Regions from separate parts of the Homo sapiens genome. Here region 2 is linked to region 1. The links are chromatin contacts, found by Hi-C or POLR2A ChIA-PET in ENCODE. All regions are on one chromosome and are shown on one strand. The core of a region is the stretch at or near the end of the contact, and the rest is flanking DNA. Distances in the headings are between cores, read along the strand shown. Region 1 overlaps ATXN1 (ataxin 1). Region 2 overlaps ATXN1 (ataxin 1).

The links. A loop is a pair of places that touch in the nucleus more often than their neighbours do. ChIA-PET counts read pairs that join two places held with the same protein, here RNA polymerase II (POLR2A). Pooled maps may share reads with other maps.
Region 2: a pooled map shows a loop between it and region 1 (2.3-fold over the local background). The contact joins two enhancer-like sites. A Hi-C loop is called at or near these places in 4 of 168 maps with a recorded cell type or tissue (B cell, HepG2, IMR-90 and 1 more) and 5 of 50 pooled maps. POLR2A ChIA-PET finds 5 or more read pairs at or near these places in 5 of 52 experiments (B cell, BJ, H1 and 2 more).

What each region holds. Positions count from the first base shown.
Region 1 is chr6:16,508,795-16,513,789 of GRCh38, reverse strand. All of the region lies in intron 5 of ATXN1 (ataxin 1), which reads left to right. Among named protein-coding and RNA genes, the nearest start is that of ATXN1-AS1, 250 kb to the left of the region's middle. Within about 2 kb of position 1,694, at least 7 of the 41 ENCODE cell types and tissues checked have a DNase peak (open chromatin) inside an H3K27ac peak, as active enhancers do.
Region 2 is chr6:16,389,059-16,394,636 of GRCh38, reverse strand. All of the region lies in intron 6 of ATXN1 (ataxin 1), which reads left to right. Among named protein-coding and RNA genes, the nearest start is that of GMPR, 150 kb to the right of the region's middle. Within about 2 kb of position 2,921, at least 5 of the 41 ENCODE cell types and tissues checked have a DNase peak (open chromatin) inside an H3K27ac peak, as active enhancers do.

The DNA of each region.
Region 1 (4,995 bases), core at 445-2,944:
CTCCCATGCCCTAGGCTACCCTTGCTGGTCAGAACCTCCTGCTTACTCTGGTGGACAGACACCTGAGTTGCTGCTCTTGATGAAGTTTCTCCCACTTCTTCAAACCAGCAAGGCATAGGACCCCACTTGGCTTGGAAGACACGTGACGCTCTTGATCATTTCAGTCCCTTTTACATCCCCATAATATCACCGTGGCCTGTTAGATTGATTTGTGAGTAAGATTCCTTGCAAATAGCAAGATGATCGGAAGCCTCTATCTTTTCCGGGGGAGGTGCATATTTAAACAGACAGCCTAAGCTATTTATAGATTGTAATGTATTGTGTTACAGGGAAAAGGTGGAAGTCAACAGTAATGTTCTGTTCCCCATTTCCTATAGTTTCAAGCATATTTTCTTGCTAGTCCTAGAGACTTTAAACATTTAGAATCTCCAGTGATATCTATATTCTTTTGATGTACTTTGTGTAGAAACTCAAGCACGAGCAGGCTTCAGAGTCAGCTAACCAAAGAATCTTGGGGCTTTTGATCACTTTCCATTAGCACAAACAGTGATCTCTGCCCTGTTGTATATTGTTTGAAAGGACATTTGCTGTTTAATGAAGATAAACATGTTGCTGGGTTTTTAATATGTCTTCTCAACTCAGGAGCTGAAAAATGCATACATGAGATTAGTTCTGTTGGCGTAGAAGGGATTCTGCGTGCCCCAAACATTTTCCTAGCCGTTGGCTGAACTTTTGAAATGTGCTTTGCACTGCAAGAACAGATACTGAACAGATATTTTACTTAGAAAGCCTTCTGTTTCAATGGTGATTCCCAGGGGCCACTCAACCACATCTTACTAAATAATATTTGGTCAAAAGAGAAACGTGAGTGCAAGAAGGACACATGATCACAGCCACTAACAAATTCCTAGAAAGTGCTGCTTGTTGTCATTTCTGGTTAGGAGGTGATGGTGATGGCAGGTAGAGGGTCTAAGCCATTCTCCTGTCTCTCTTTTAAAGTACATTCTTCTGTTGCTGTAGCTCCTGGCATTGGCTGTCACCCTCACTTGCAGGAGGGAGGGAATGACTGTTTGTTGCTGTTGGTGTCTGAAAATCTGTGGGCAGAACTTTTAGAAAAAGCAGACCACAGAGCCTGCTATATATTTTGTTCAGCCCATTCTATTTCTCTTCACTTTTTAACCGATTGCGACAAAAAAAGGGGCCTGCCTTCTAAACTTGTCTTTATCTTTAAAAGAGAATACCTTTTATAAATGCTTAGAACTTGGAGATGCTGTTGTTTTTATTTAGTATTTGAAAAGCTAAGTATGCTGACACTGTCCTGGGAGTGCAGGCCCCTCATTGAGAGAGAACAGTAAACACAGCAATGACTTTGCTTTTAATTTGAAATGCGTTACTCTTCTTAGAGCTGAGGGGTGATTTGAGATGTTCCTGTTTTCACATTCAGCTATTTCCTGGTTCTGTGATCATAATAAATTCCATAGCTCCAAAACATTAGAGCAAATTGTGTCTTCTGTAGGAGTTATTTACGGATACTCAAACAAATGGTGCTTTCTGAGGAAGAAGAACTGTGTATGAAAACTATGTGGTAAAGCCTTTCATATCTGCCGTGGTGGCAGAACTTCTGAGGAGCTGGCTTTGAGGGTAATGATATCTTTATCACCCTGACGCTGAATGGAGGCGGGGAGGCCTTTGTGTGTTCTGTTGCCAACTAACACCTGGCTGCCTCAGGGCATCCTGCCTGGTAATTGAACCCATGAGTATGTACAAAGATTAGAGGGACCGTTTGAGGAGAAAGATGGGGGCTGGAGAGGCAAGGTTAGTCTTGCCATTATAAGCTTAGGTGCAGAAGGAAGCCAAGCTACCTGGAAGGCCACCTCGTGGCAAAGACACCCACTAAGGCAGGGCGGTGGCCTGGGACTGACCATCAATCACTTCCCGCTCATTCTCCTCAGAACTGAGGACTGTTGTCTTCAGTCTTCCCCAGCCTCGCTTATCTTCCTCCTGCTTCCTGAAGGAAATATCCTTTTGCAATGGGTGGACTATCAACTTGAATTTTTAGCAAGCAGGCTGGAGAAGTTTTTGGAAGTTTTGGAGACATGGCTGGTCTTGAATTCCTGGGCTCAAGCAATCCTCTCACTTTGGCTTCCCAAAGTGCTAGGATTACAGGTATGAGAAGTTTTTGGAGGTTTCGGACTTGTTGCTAGGTTGATTCTGAGGGAGAAAAGACCTCTGTTATTCAGAAGGTTGTGGACTTCTGAAGAATGGAAATCGGGCACCCTGAAGGAAACATATGTCAATCCTAGTCCTGGAGCTAGCATGGCTCAAGTTTATTCCCTTAAATGTCTATTGTGTTAAAACATAAAAAGAGTTTAGATATACTTCCACATCTTTGCAGTTGTTAGCTCTCTGGACATTTATAAAGGGAAAGGAAGAGTGAAGCAGAGCCCCATTAATTCCCATGCATGGTGTCTGCTGTTTGAATCCTGGAAATCAGGATGATTTTATTCACATGTTAATGCCCTCTAGTGGCTAGTGAGGTGCCCTCTAAGCAGGACTTTCCCCAGCTTCCACCCCTTCCTCTCCCTAACTAAATTAAGCACCCACTTTACAGTAGTTGAGTATGTGTCATATCAAGTCTGTATTTTCTTACTAAGATTCATCTACCACGTGGGAAAAAAAAAATCAAAAGCTTTGTTACAGTTCAAAGAACGTAGTGCTGTTGCTACATCAAGTGAGGATAAATCTTCCATCTGTAGCAATCTGTATTATAAGTCTACTGGATGTGACAGAAAACTCTTTAAAACTTTGATGCACATATTTTCACAGCCAACCGATTTCATTAAAGTGGGAGAAGTGTACTATTGGCAAGCAGTTTTTCTGCTGACTTCCCACCCTTAAATAGACAAGCTTTATAAAAAGACAAAATCTTCCCAGATCTATTTGGTTGGCCAAGGTGACATTTGTCTTCCTCCCTCAGAAGGTTGGTAAAATTAACCTTCTGCTTTCTGTATACCTTTACTGTATTTTTATTTCTATTTATTTATTTATTTATGAGACAGGGCCTCACTCTGTCACCCAGGCTGGAGTGCAGTGGTGCACTCACAGCTCATTGCAGCCTCAACCTCCTGGGGTTCAAGCAGTCCTCCCACCTTAGCCTCCCAAGTAGCTTGGGACTACAGGTGTGTGCCACCATGCCCAGCTAATTTTTGTATTTTTGGTAGAGATGGGGTTTCACTGTGCTCCTCTGGTTGGTCTTGAACTCCTGGACTCAAGTGATTCTCCCACCTCTGCCTCCCACAGTGCTAGGTATAAGCCACTGTGCCTGGCCCTAGTTTTATATAGGTAAAGCATTAGTCACTCACAATGATCTTTGAATGAGTTATGTAAGTTATGTTTGGTTTCTCCTACTTTGTTTTCCTAGTCAGTTCAACCAGTCAAGTATGAGATGAGTGGCTGCTGTGAGCTTGATCAAGTGGGTCGGAATCCCCTGGGAATATTGTTAAAATGCAGGTTCTGATCCTGTCGGTCTGAGATAGGGCCTGAGATGCTGCTGGTCCCAGGAAGACACTTTGAGGAACAAGTTGCTAGGTGATGCAGAAGACAGAAGCCATATTTGATTTTCAAAAATCCTATGATCTGAAAAGGAACTAGGAGAAGTATACAAATAAGTATGGCATAAGACAGAAGGTGATAAACTGTATATAAAAGTAAAAACACGCTTCAGAGGGTTAAAGATAGAAGTGATCACTTCTGATTGGGAAGATCAGGCCAATTTCCACAGAGAAGGTGATTTGGGAATGGGATTTTAGTTTGCAACAGGGATTGCGGGGAGGCGTGCGAGGGCCATTGAGACCAGAGACGCAGATTCTGGAAAGTGAAGAGTACGTTCTGGAACAAGGGGCCACCCGTATGCCTGTGATGGGGAAAAGTGGGAGATAACAGTTGGGAAGGTAAGTGGAAGCCATATTGTAGACTGTCAGACAGTCTGGGATGGAAACTCTGGACTTAATTCAGGAAGCGAAGAGGAACCAGCAACAAGAGATTTTGAAACGAGAAAGAAGATTGAAACTGCAGTTTAGAAAGATTCATCTGGCATGTATATGTAGGATAGACGGGAGTGGGGAGTGACAGCCCATTCCAAGAGAAGGAGTAGTAGATAGGACAGATAGCATGATTACTCTTAGCAATGGGGAAAATAGAGACTAGATGCGATACAGAGAGAGAAGGATCAGAAGGTGTCCAGGGGCTGTCAGAGTTTCAGTCCTGAATGGCTACAGAATTACCATAAATAGGACAGTCAGAATGAGCTATCGAATGCTTTTGAATGGAAAAATGACCTGAATGAGTGCACAAATGTCACCTCCAAGAGGCCTTCCTTGTCCATCCTATCTAACATAGTATGCCGGTCTTCTTACCCTGCTTTGCTATTTTCATGACACTTTTTACTGTGACATTAAAAGGATGGCAAGAAAAACAGGGAGGCCAGGTAAGAAACCTGTAGTTGACAGGATAGAAAATGACAGTGGCTTGGGCTTGAATGGTGGCAGTGGCATCAGAGAGAGGTAGCTGGGTTCAAGATACAGCCTGATAGTATCCAGTATATTCTCGTTGTGCATCCAGTCTCAGCTGTTTGTGTCTTGCAAAACTCTGTACCCATTAGACAATAAATTCCCCCTTCCCCCTTCCCCCTCCCTCCTGGTAATCACCATTCTACTTTCTGCCTCTATGAATTTGACTGCTCTAGGGACCTCCTATGAGTAGAATCACACAGGGTTTGTCCTTTTGTGACTTTTTGTTTAGCATAATGTCCTCAAGGTCATCCATGTTGTAACATGTGTCAGAATTTCTTTTTTTAAGGCTGATGAATATTCCACTCTTGTATATATCACATTTTGTTTATTCATTCATCTGTCCATAAACACTTGGGTTGTTTCCACCTTTTGGTTACTGTGAATAATGCTGCTATGAATGTGGGTGTACAAATTTGAGGTTCTC
Region 2 (5,578 bases), core at 1,672-4,171, 120 kb after region 1:
TTATAGGGTCTTTTATTTTCTTCTTTGGTCCTTAAGAGAAGACTGCAGAAAACTAGACAAGAGGAATTTGAATGTTCTCATAACAAAGAACTGATAAAGGTTTGAAGTGAAAAATATGCTAATTACCGTGAATTGATCATTACACAATATATACATGTATTGAAACATCATACTCTAGCCCATAAATATAAGAAATTATCAGATGTCAATTAACAATGGAATAAAATGAAATTAAATTTTAAAATGAAAACATTCTAGAAAATATTCCCAAGAAGAGATTTATTTATTTATTTTTCTGGCTATCTATCCTTAAGGGTTCGGGAAAAAATGGCCGGTGGAGAACAAAAGATTGAAATTTTAGCTCATTCATGATGCACGTGACCGGGAAGGAGTGTTAAGATGTCCTGTACTTCCTTCCATAATCACAGGTTGAGGTGAGGGTTGCCTAAAGTCTGATCAGCCACATTTTGACAGTGGAGACTCAGAGGCCTAGTTAGGAACACAGAAGGAAAAATGTTAAAGGCAGACCTTTATAACCAAAACAATCAACAGGTCTAAAAGCCAAAGAAACCAGTATTTCAGAATTGTTAACTTACTCCTAGATGTGTGTTAGGCATCGGGCTTATCTTAAAGAAGTGTCTTAGACCACAGAAACATAGACCCATGATATTTGGACCAAGCATAGGTTAAAACTAGGGGAGGGAGGCACGAATTACAAAAAAAAAAAAAAAAAGGTGATTCCATGTTAGAATCCCATGTTGAAAAGGTATTACACTTTATTGTAATACAGACAAGATTTCACTGTGTTGGCCAGACTGGTCTTGAACTCCTGACCTCGTGATCCTCCCACCTTGGCCTCCCAAAGTGCTGGGATTACAGGTGTGAGCCACTGCGTCTGGCCTAAAAAGCATATTTTAAAATTAGTCACATATGGAAGCTAAGTAGTGCATTTTGTGTTTCCGAACAGGACTTAAAACGTCAGTGCCATAAACACTGGTATGTATTCAGACACACTGGTCATATGTCATGAATTTGGTAGACATATTTGTAGGCAAATAATGTAGAGATAGAGTCACATATTTTAAACTAAACAACTCACTATGAACCATCATGATGGTTCACACCTACAATTCCAACACTTTGGAAGGCCAAGGTAGGAAGATCACTTGAGGTCAGGAATTCAAGACCGGCCTGGGCAAAAAAGCAAAACTCCTCTCTACAAAAAAATTTAAAAATTAGCCGGGTATGGTTGTACATCTCTGTAGTCTTAGCTACTCAGGAGGCTGATGTGGGAGGATTGCTTGAGCCCAGGAGTTTGAGGCTGCAGTGAGCTATGGATGTAACCCAGAAAGACCCTGTCTCTAAAAAAAATAAATATATACAATAAAATAAAAATAAATTAAAAATTTAAAAAGCCACTGTGATTCTTCTCTGTGATCATTCGTAAGTCATACACTATTTTGTGTGGGTGAAACATGTGATCTGTTAGTGGGTCTGAGAAAATCATATTTATTAAGCAAAAAAGTCAATATGTGCTTGTGTTTTGCTTATGAATTTACTCGAATAAAATGTCTGAAGGTCTTGAAACTTCTTAAAAGAAAATGGTTCTTACTTCATTTTGGTGTGTTTACATTAAGGGGAGCCATGTGACCTCTTATGAGAGTTACTGTCAAATTTCAAGTGCATGGGCATTGCCTGGAGGACTTGTTCAAACACAGATTGCTGGAAAGCCCAAGAATTTGCATTTGTAACAAGTTTACAGGTGATCATGATGCCGCTTTCCCTGGGTGACTCACTTTGAGAACCACTGTCTTGTGAGTTTAGAGATAAAGAATGGTTGAGGTCGTGTGCGATGGCTCATGCCTCTAGTCCTAGCACTTTGGGAGGCCAAAGCGGGTGGATCACCTGAGGTCAGGAGTTCGAGACCAGCCTGCCTAACATGATGAAACCCTGTCTCTACTAAAAATACAAAAATTAGCCAGGTGTGGTGGCGGGCGCCTGTAATCCCAGCTACTCAGGAGGCTGAGGCAGGAGAATCGCTTGAACCTAGAAGGCGGAGGTTGCAGGGAGCCAAGATTACACCGCTTCACTCCAACCTGGGCTATAGAGCAAAACTCCATCTCAAAAAAAAAAAAGAATGGGTTGGAAAAAATGTCTGCACATCAGTAAGCACAAAATAACCATTGATAAATAGCATTACAAGCATCCAGGATCCTAACAGGAGGGGAGAAAATCAGGCCACTTTAGAAACACTTTTATGACTGGCAGTTATCCAGTTTGCTACTAAGGTCAGGTCTAAAAGATTGTTAAGACTAGCCTGTTTCTGTATCCATGGGTATCAGCTGGGGAAGCCAAGTTCTGTCTTTGTGCTTGGCAGCCCTCCCCAATGCCATGTCTCTGCTGATGACATTGGAATTTCCTCCAAATTAAACAGCCTGACAGCAGCCATCTGTAAAGAAGGCAGCAAGGTTACGAGTGATCACTGGCTAGTGCCATTTCTGCTGCCAACCAGGCAGGCAAAGCTTCTGGCATGTTCTTGACCACCTCTGAGAAGAGTTGATGTTTCCTTTGGGGTATCATAGAGTTTCTGCCACCCAGCTCTGTTTCTCTGCCTCCTGGTGCCTGCCCCTAATTATTGCATAGTTGTCACTGATCCTGGTAACCTGACTGCTGGATTTTTGCTCCAGAAACCTACAGTAAAGGAGACCGTAGGCCACCAGAAGCCAGGAGGAAACATCAGGCTGCAGTCAAGGGCACTGCCTTCTCCCCTCCAGGCTGCTGGGCTTTGAGGGCAGAGAAATAAAAAGACTGAAAGGGATTAGAGGCCTGGAGTCCACAACAAAGCCCTGTAGTCATCCACCACCTTGCACAGCCTCTTCCTGCCATGCTTACAGGTGAAAAGTCTAGTTCATAGGACACATTGCTTTTCCAGAACCTTCCGCTGCCTTCCAGAGCCAGCATTCTTCCTGAAAACTCTCTCTTGCCAGTTGTTTGCCTTCAGAGTTACAGTTTAAAAACCAACACTTAAACTGATATCCTCTGAAGAAAAAAACAGATAACAAATTCATGAATCATAGTTATACTTAAATTTCCTCCGTCACAGAGAAACATGTTATTTTTAGAAAGTGGATCCCAAACCTAACTGATCAGAATCCCTTGGGGGAAATGTTTTTAAAAAATACCATTACCTGTGCACTGGCCCAGAAAATCCAGGGCCATTAGAGACTGCAAATGTCTGAGAATCTGTGTTTCCTAAAAGGCACAATGGTGATTCTGATGGGCAGCCATGTTTGAGAACCTCTGATTGAATTGTGCACAATTTTGATGGTGCTGCTGTTGCATTATAGGTAATTCAAAGAAGAGCTTCTTTTTTTTAAAAAAAAATAGTAATCTATAAATATAATAGTTTTCATCTGAATAGTGTTTTCTTGTTTTCAGAAGACCTTCATAACTTTTTTTTTTTTTTTTTTTTTTTGAGATGGAGTCTTGCTGTGTCACCCAGGCTGGAGTGCAGTGACGCAATCTCGGCTCACTGCAACCTCCGCCTCCCAGGTTCATGTGATTCTCCTGCCTCAGCCTCCTGATTAGCTGGGATTACAGACGTGTGCTCCTACGCCCAGCTAATTTTTTATATTTTTAGTAGAGATGGGGTTTATCCATGTTGTCCAGGCTGATCTCAAACTCCCAACCTCAGATGGTTCACCTGCCTCGGCCTCCCAAAGTGGTGGGATTACAGGCGTGAGCCACCACGCCTGGCCATAACTATTATCTTTGACAATTTTCCTGGGAGGTGGATGACAGGACCTGTTACTGACGCCAGTTTACATCTGAGATGCTGCAGTGGAGAGGAATTGGAACTAGAACCGACACTTACGGCTTCTTGTCTGGTGTACTCTCTGCTGTTCCATCTTCATTGCTTGTGTGCATGCGTGTGTGTGTGTGTGTGTGTGTGTGTGATGTGTTTATTTGACTCCTTGAATCTATGTTGTCTTGTTTTTCGTAAATGGATTAACGCCACTACCACGGATCATCAGGGAGATATGACGCTAGAGATAGATAAGCCAAATGGAGGTAGAAAATCCAAACTGAAAACAGGGAGAGAAGCTAAGATAGACCCAAGGAGTCTAACAACCCAAGTTCTAAACTAGAGAGAAGGCCACTGTTCATCTATTTCAGGGATGGGCAGTTATGGAAATAGTATGAACTCAGGCATCCCAAAGGCAGTGCAGTGTATGAGAGAAAGATGCTTGCATGCATACTCCCAGCAAAGCTCTCAGTGGGGCCCAAGATGCAGGGCATGGAGGGTAATAAAGATTAGCCAGGAAGGTGATAGGACAACAGATACTGAAAACATGGCAATGAAAAAACATCAGCATTCAGAGGTGAGAATTACCATTGCCAGAAGTTCTTGGGAAGTAAAACAAGTACAGAGCTATGGGTCAAGGATCTCACAGTTAGAGTACTAGTAGCAGTAGGGTGGACTTGAGTCTGTAGTTTGGGACCAGCTGCTAACTTAAAGCCTGGGAAGCTCGTGTTAGCCAGACATTACAGATACTTTTTATGTCACCTTGAACAAGCTTCACTATCCTTATATTTAAAATAAGGAGTAGGCCTATTAATAATCTGTATGTATTTCTTGCAGTAAGGAAATCTAATTTTGGGAAATGAATAGCAAGAACATAGCTTGGTGCAGTGAGTCAGTGAGAGGATTTACAAAAGGTGAACGTACACAGGACTCTTAATACTGATCCTGGGCTAGTCATGTCATTGCACATGACACCTGCTGTTGGAAGGAACAGGTTAAGCATTTAGTTGTGTGCAATGAACCTGTGAGCCCTGTGGGCTGGTCCCACTTATTTGAAATAGAACGATTGCAGTGCCTATGTGAGTCAGGGTACACCTGAATGTTTAGTTAGTGCTTTCCATTAACCCTTTTCAATTTTGCTTCTATGTTTTCTTTTCCTCCAGAAGGAAAATGAGCAGAAGGTGTGTCACATGCTCGCTTTTTATCTGCTGCGTAGTTCTTGTAGTGAAAGGATTGTCGATAAGTTCAGAAACCAAGACTACTGCTGCCTCCCCTTCATTCATTCAGTAGTCTTACAGCCTAAAGAAGACAAGAAAATTAAGGACTCTCAAGGCAAAAGGAAGTCAAATGAAATTGGGAAGTGGGTCTACAGTAAATGCAATATCTGTCGCTTTCTTTTAGAACTGCATAAACCACATGGAAATTTTCCGTGTATATTTGCTACCAAGGGATGCTATCATCTTTTTCTTTCCTTTTTTTTTTTTCTTTTTTTTTGGAGATGGAGTCTCGCTCTGTCACTCAGGCTGGAGTGCAGTGGCGCCATCTCCACTCACTACAACCTCCGCCTCCCGGGTTCAAGCGATTCTCCTGCCTCAGCCTCCCGAGTAGCTGAGATGACAGGCGCGTGCCACCACGCCCGGCTAATTTTTGTACTTTTAGTACAGACGAGGTTTCACCATGTTGGTCAGGCTGGTCTCTCGAACTCCTCACCTCGTGATCTGCCCGCCTTGGCCTCCCAAAGTGCTGGGATTACAGGCGTGAGCCACCACGCCG